Regions from separate parts of the Homo sapiens genome. Here region 1 is linked to region 2. The links are chromatin contacts, found by Hi-C in ENCODE. All regions are on one chromosome and are shown on one strand. Each heading gives the region's core, a stretch centred on a gene start or an enhancer-like site at or near the end of the contact. The rest is flanking DNA. Distances are from core to core; before and after follow the strand shown.

Region 1 (3,790 bases), core at 957-3,456, 2.0 Mb before region 2:
TGCACTGCTAGGGGTAGTGGCTATTGCAGAGGATGCTACAATGTCCAGGAGGTTCCAGGAGGTTCTTGAGGAGACAAAGAACCTCTGAACTAGAGGACTTCTAGCTTGGAGGACACTTCCTGCTCTGGGCCTGTCCCTGTGACTCCAAGGCCTGGCTCGATGCTTGGTGTAAACACCTCCCTCCTCACAGCATCTGCCCTCCCTCAACACAGACATTTCCTCAGCCTACACTTCTCCACCCTTGGAAACCACCCCAGAGGAATAATGAGAGCAAAGAGCAGGGCAGGGAGTTGGCAACTCTGTAGAATGCCAGGAGAATCGTGGATTTGTCTGACTTCTGGGCTTTGGCCTCATCTGGTGGAAAACTGTGAAAATTCCCTACTGGCTCCTCCCTTTCCTTCCCTCCAGGCCCCTCCACCATTCTCCACCAAATAGACACACCTCCAGAAGAAGGTTAAGTAAGGCTACTCTCTGGATGCCTCTGAAACAAAGTGGTTTGCTTAAATGTACAGATTCAGAAATAAAGTTTAAATGGGGCAGCAGGCTGCAGTGGGACCCACACCCTGACCTCCATAAATGGATAAATGTTCAGGCTGCTGGAAGACCATGGAGGTGGTTTGGGGGTATCCGAGGAGCACAGAATTAAGAGACTGGGACTTCAGTCCCCATTCTGTCACTCCTCAGCTCAGTAATTTTGGGCAAAGTCACTTAACTACTGTGAGCATCAGTTTCTTCACTCAGAGAATGAGGACAATGATTCTCTTACCTGTAAGCTAACAGATGAACAAGCGCTCGGTAAAGCCCTGTAAGGGTGTGAGGTACCATACAATGAAGGAACTATGGGCATGCAGGATTTAGCTGAGAGTGCCTTTACTCACTTCGTCCTTTCCCTACCTCTCCCTCTTCCCCAAAAGGAGTCTGTCTCCTATAAAAGGGGTCTTAATACAGACTCACACACACGCACACAGGGTCTTCAGTTCTTGTGGGCTTTTCATTTTTTTTTTCAGAGTTAAATCATCTTGGAAAACAGCTTTTCCAATAAAGACCCAGTGGCCAGGACTGCTGGATGCACTTTCTTTAAAGGTGGCGGGAAACGCAGAAGCAGGAAGGTCCAGGACGGCATCCATCCTGTGCAAGGAGAAGGTCCTAAAAGGCTATTTCCTCTGCTACCAACTAAGAAAGATGGACGTTTGTAGCTGGGCACGGAGGCTAATCATCCGTAATAGTCTGGCAGTGCTAATGCATTCAGGGGAGAGCAATTAATGCCTGTTGGGGAACATCAGGACAGAGCTTAGAGTCTTGCAGCCTCTGGCAAAACCAGTTTGAAAACCTCAGGCTCCATTTCTAGTTTAGGGTGTCTCCACCTGGCTTGGCAAACTCTGTGCCTCTGCAAGAGGGAAGAAATAGCTTCCTAAGTGAGGCTTGGGAGGAACAAAGGCCTCATTAGGATCAATCACTTATTCCAAGTACACATTCCCAAGAATCTCTATTGATGATCTCAGATACAAATGAAGTAGTAATTAAGGATGTAATGCAAATGATCTTCAGCTTAGTAACTCTCTGTAATTGAAATTTACTAAATTAAGTCTGAGATTTTTGAAACTAGGCCTTTAAAAAAAAATTCCCCGGTTATAATTACCCCTTCTCCTCCCTCCTACCCACCCTTCAGTAATGTAATTAGTTTAAAATAAGATCCGTGGTAGGGCTGATGATGCGCTGCCTACTGAAATGCTGGCCTCCTATCAGCAATCCCCAGGGAGTGAAGAGAACAGGGGCTCGCATCAGTCAGAAAGGCCACTGTCGTGTTACCAAATATAGGACAAGGAAACCGGACACAGAGCTTGTGATACCGACTGTGCTGGGCGGGAGAGATTTCTCAGCTCTCCCTTCTGTTTCTTTCCCCTCTGCCCACAGACCTGGGATAAGCTATGGACCATTCAGAGAAAGAAGGGAATAGACTGGAGTAGGAGAGGAATTGGAATGTTTAGGGGGTGCTGAGAAGGCCCCTGACAGGAGAGACAGAGGGCTTGGGCAGATCAGAAACCTGGCTGTTTTCTCAGAGGCCAGAGTGCTAAATCTCCATCAGTAATAGCCCTGCGACTCGTCCAAATCCTGTCCTCTGCCACCTGATAGGACCACCCCTGGCCTTAGCTCATTTCTCCTGATATGCCCCAGCAGAGGGCAATGCCCGCTAAGCTCAGCCTGCCCAGAACCCAAGAGGAGCCGTGTGGGCAGAGAAGGGGCCCCAGCAGGCGCTCCAGCCTCCCCGTTCTTTTCCCCAGTTTGGTTTTTGTCCCAAAGTGGGACAAAGAAAGAGGATTGAACATTGTCCTGGGTATGTTTGATCTTCTAGAAGAGCATATTGGCCTATTTCATTTAATTCAGATGAAAAGACCAGCTTGTCTTTGAGATCACACTCTAATTTCATCAGAGCTGTCATGTGAGAACAGAAGAGAAGCTACCCACAGCCTTCCTCCTTCCCTTCCCCACTCCTCCCCTCGCTCACCCCCACCCTCCCAGCCCACGGCTTCCTGAAACTGTTAGATCAACACAGAAACACCTGAAGCCCATTGACCCTCACAAGGCAAAAGCCAAAGGCTGCCAGGGCCATCTTAAGATGCCGCACGAGAACAGCAGCTCCCTGGCAGGCAGCACAGACCTGAAAGAAAATGCGTTCTCCCACTGGCCCCCAGCCTTTGAAAACTGCGTGTGCGCACGCGCCTGCTTTCTGTCATCCATTCACATCACCACTGTTAGAAACTTCCATAAATGCTCAACTGAAGCGCTTCTGTCAGAGACAAGCAGCAGAGTTGTTTCTGGAGAGCACAGCAGGTGTATGTTCCATTCGCAAATCAGATGGAAAACACAGACAATAGCAATCTTGTCTCTGAATAAGCCCTTGCTTAAAAGTTGCCCTTAGCTAATGTGGGCACGTTGACTGTTGGATCTTGGTGCCCAGTGTAGGGCCTGGCACGTGGTAGGTGCTTGATAAATATTAGCTGAGTGAATAAATGAATGACTCACTCTTCTTCAAAAACTTTCAGGAGCTTCTCAGTGGTATGGAAAAATGACATGATTCTAAAATCTGGTATTGGGGATCCTGCAATCAGATGCCTGCCTGCCTTGCCCGCCTGGTCCCATGTTGCCAGGCTGGAGTGCACTGGGCCGATCTCGGCTCACTGCAACCTCTGCCTCCCGGGTTCAAGCGATTCCCCTGCCTCAGCCTCCTGAGTAGCTGGGACTACAGGCACATGCCACCACACTTGGCTAATTTTTTGTATTTTAGTAGAGATGGGGTTTCACCACGTTAGCCAGGATGGTCGCGATCTCCTGACCTTGTGATCCGCCCGCCTCGGCTTCCCAAAGAGCTGGGATTACAGGCGTGAGCCACCACGCCTGGCCAAGACTCTGCCTTTCTAACAAGTTCCCAGACGATGCTGATGGTGCTGGCCCAGGACCACATCTTGCGCATATCACTCACCCTGCATCCCACCAGCTGGTCAAGGTCCTGCTCAGATGCTACCGTTTTTGTCAACAAAACTGGGCACACTAGCAAAAAATGCACCCCCTCCCCGCCCACTCACCTCACTGCTACACCCCTCTGTGCCTGCCAAGACACTTTGTATCTGAGCTATTTGGCTGTGTCTCCCTGACCTCAGGGGCCTAAAGTTCTCATGCCTTTCCCCGTACCCCACAGAATCTCATTTAGTGCAGCCGGGGACACGCTACCAGCTGGGGCAGATTCCGTTCCATTCACTGGGACCTTAAAGAACTTCAGACTCCTTGATGC
Region 2 (3,645 bases), core at 70-2,569:
TCTCAAAAAAAAAAAAAAAAAAAAAAAAATAGAATTAGCTTGGATCCTACCTGAGTCTTTAAACACCAAGTCTAGTGAACATCCCCCTACACAGTCTGGCTGCCGAATCAAGAGCTTGGGTTTTTTCAGTGCTCTCATATCTATGAATGCATGCATTCTGTTTGCAAAATACCAGGCATGGATCATACCCCTCTTCATCTCCCACATCAGAGATGTGAAACGGCCGTGCAAGGAGGCAGGGCTGCCACGGCAGCAGTTTGAGTGGGTAGCCAACATCTGACCGAGACTCGAATCCAGAGCTTTTTCCATGACACCAGCTGGCTGCCTTGCCCCTCACCACATCTGGAAAAAATGACTCAGGTGACAGCAGGCTAATCATGTCATCCTTGTGACTGCAGGTGCCACGTCGTTTATGAAGCACTTTAAAGTGGGAACGCTTGCCCTGGCTTTCCCCCAGGCCTTTATTAAGTAAAGGTCATGCTGTTTGTTAAGATTTGAGCACACTGGTGGCTGGCTCACAGGAAAGAGCTTCATAAGCTGTGCCTGAGATAAGGTTGCTTCTGGAGGCCTCTCTGCAGAGAAGAGCGAAGCCCACCCCCACTGCCTGGCTGGTTGGATAATAAGACTCAGAAGCTCCAGTTCTCCCTGTCCCGTCTGGCCTCTGTGAATTGTCTGACTGCACTGCCACTTTTCTCACCTGCCTGAGGTTACTGTCCCAGAACCACCTGACCGCACAAGAAAGGCGGGAGCAAAGATAGGTTCAGGCCCAGAGATGGTTTCTAGTCTCCCTCTGTGATGGTGATTTTTCTGGCTGCAAGAGGTTTCCAATCCTGTCTCCACCAATGATTCCACAACTTTCCCTCATTCTCTGTGACTCTGGATTCCAGACTCAGGGCCCCGAGGTAACCTGAAGCCTCTCATCTGGTCATTGCACTAAAACCTTGGCTAGGGCAGGTGGCTTCCTTCTATGCCCAGATCAAAGGCGTGAGCAATGCCCTCAGCAGCTTCCCCAAGGCAGTAACAGGAAATAATCCTCCTCACCAGCCCCTCCCACCCACACTGTCCCAGCAGGTGGTGTTTGCAGAGGTAGCACCAGGTAAGGCAGGTGGCAGGGGAGAGGAACTGGATTGAAACCTCAGTTGGCCTCAAGCCACCCACTGCTCCCACCTTTCTTGTGTGGCTAGGATGTTCTGTAGCACAGACCACAGGTACGTGAGAAAAGTGGCAGTCCAGTCAGACACAGAACCTGCAAAGCCACATAGGAAGGGGAGAACTGGAGCTTCTGAGTCTTATTATCCAATCAGGGAGTTGGGGTGGGATTGGTTCCTCTGCAAAGAGGCCTCCAGAAGCCAGCCTTATCTCAGGCATAGCCTTGGGAACCATTTCCTGTGAGTCAGCCGCCAGCGTGCTCACATTTTAACCATGTTGGGCAGCATTCGCAGGCCGCCTGTTGTGAGGCAAGAAGCCTCCGCTGTTCTGGAGGAAGCCCACGTGGGGTGATTCTGAGCAAAGTCATTATGGGTCCTGTTAGGAAACATTAATTGTGTTTATGGGTAGAACCGCCCCCAAACAAATTAGACACATGTTCTAAGGTGTCCATTTTTTAAAATCTTGGTTGAGGTTGCCCTTTGGCTCCTGGGTGACATGAGTGCTTTGTTGTCCAACATTTGTTCCTGGGAGATGGGGTTACCAGAGGTTGGAAGACCTGACCCTCTCCTCACCTCAGGCTGGAGGAAAGGCTGTAACGATGCGCTGGGAGGGAACAATGCTGCCTAGACGGGCCTGAGGCTCTGACAACAAAACACTCAGACTGGACACTAAGATGGTGGTTTATTTTCTCAGAGGGGAAAGGGTCAGACCACACCTTCAGGTGTGGAGGGAGGAGGGAGATTGCCCCTAACAGAAAGGGGTGTCCTCATGGTCTGTCATCCCAAGGCAGGCAAGGAAGAGTGTTGTGGGCTGGAAAGGGAGGGATTTCTTCCTCTCTCTGTGGAGAAAGGGGGCCTGTATATTGCTGTTGGTGGGAGCTAAAGTGGCCCCTGCCAAATGGAGGCCTTTGGGTACAAGACACTTCTCCTCTGGAGGCAGATGGAAATTTCTAAGGCTGCTTTCTTTATGCCCCAACTCAGTGGAACCTGTGGTCAGATGAGCTGTGGGGGGTTGGGGAGGGCAATGTCTCCTTCCCAAGGCCTGGCAGAGTCACTAAGTCGCCAGTCCCATAAGCTACAGAGGCAGAATCATGGCAGCAAGAAGAAAAGGGTAGAGTGAGAGTGAGAGATACTTTCTGGAGCTGTGCAAAGCTGTCCCTGGGAAACTTTCAGAAATACTCGGGAGGGGAACTCTATGGTTAGGTAGAGTTAGATGTAGGAAGGAAGTATAATTTCACTTTAGAGTTGGTAAAGTTTCAACATAGGTTAATTGCATATGAAACACTCATTTCAAAGATGAAATAACCAGGGGTTTGGAGGCCTGAGAAAGAGAAACCATGAGACGGGGGTCTTCTGTCTGAGAAGCAGGTGCAACCCTCTGGCGGTAGCAAAGACCCAGGAGTTCCTGGGGTCTTGCGTGGAGCCTCGACAGCACATGTGCCTGGATTTTGGGTAAGGGTGGCACAAGCGAGGCCAGAAGCACCCCTCCTTCTCCCTGGCACATCATAAGGTGATCAAAGAATAATTTTTTTGAAAAAAGTCAAAAGCTGGCAGGGTGCAGTCGCTCATCTCTGTAATCCCAGCACTTTGGGAGGCTGAGGCGGGCAGATCACCTGAGGTCAGGAGTTTGAGGCCAGCCTGGACAATAGGCTCTACTAAAAATACAAAAATTAGCCGGGCGTGGTGACGGGTGCCTGTAGTCCCAGCTACTTGGGAGGCTGAGGCAGGAGAATTGCTTGAACCTGGGAGGCAGAGGTTGCAGTGAGCCAAGATTGTGCCATTGCATTCCAGCCCGGGTGACAAGAGTGAAACTCCATCTCAAAACAAAACAAAAACAAAAAAGTCAAAAGCTAACCAGAGGCAACCACACATGGAAAATAGTACAACCTTATGACATAAGACTGAAAAGGTGTCAAGAGGGAAGAAATAGAGGGTCTCAGAATGGAATGTTAGCTGTCTCTCTCCCACACACATAGCTGAAGCCAAATGAGGGAAGGTAAGAGAACAGGATCCCAAGAAGGGTCACCAGCACCTCTCAGTTCGGCACAAAGAGGGCCAAGATGCTAAAGGCAGCCTGGGGAGTCCAGGAGAAGCTCCAGAGAGGAGGAGCCCCTGGGCACCATCACAGAAGCCAGCAGCGGCTGGAGGAGTGGCTGGCTGGACTTGCTGCTGTTCAGAACTCTGTGCTGTCCAAGGGAATGAGCTGAAGTCCCAGGAGGGGACATGTGCCTGCCAAGTGGAGCAGACCCAGGTGTGGGATGCTAGCCCACGTCAGGAGGGAGCCAGGCCCAGCTCTGTCCTTCACCTGTCCATGTGACCCTCAGAGCTCAGGAAGCAGGAAGGAAGTACCACCCAGTCCCCAAACTCTAGTATTGAGGAAATGACAGGTAGCTAGAAAAGGTGTCAAAAAGAATTCGTCCTCACACTCTCAGAGCGTTAGATAGTCTGATCAGACTTACCTGTGCAAAATTAAAAGAGACAGCATGAAGGCTAAGCC

The links. A loop is a pair of places that touch in the nucleus more often than their neighbours do. Pooled maps may share reads with other maps.
Region 1: a loop to region 2 is called in a map with no recorded cell type, with 6 times the contacts of the local background. The contact joins two enhancer-like sites. A Hi-C loop is called at or near these places in 3 of 37 single-sample maps with no recorded cell type and 2 of 50 pooled maps.

The regions. Positions count from the first base shown.
Region 1 is chr2:64,326,512-64,330,301 of GRCh38, reverse strand. No RefSeq gene overlaps it. Among named protein-coding and RNA genes, the nearest start is that of MIR4433A, 12 kb to the left of the region's middle. RefSeq lists enhancers at 2,264-2,423, 3,763-3,790. Within about 2 kb of position 2,206, at least 24 of the 41 ENCODE cell types and tissues checked have a DNase peak (open chromatin) inside an H3K27ac peak, as active enhancers do.
Region 2 is chr2:62,302,650-62,306,294 of GRCh38, reverse strand. No RefSeq gene overlaps it. Among named protein-coding and RNA genes, the nearest start is that of MIR5192, 99 kb to the right of the region's middle. RefSeq lists enhancers at 213-282, 323-392, 1-483, 484-1,011, 3,023-3,092 and 1 more. Within about 2 kb of position 1,319, at least 22 of the 41 ENCODE cell types and tissues checked have a DNase peak (open chromatin) inside an H3K27ac peak, as active enhancers do.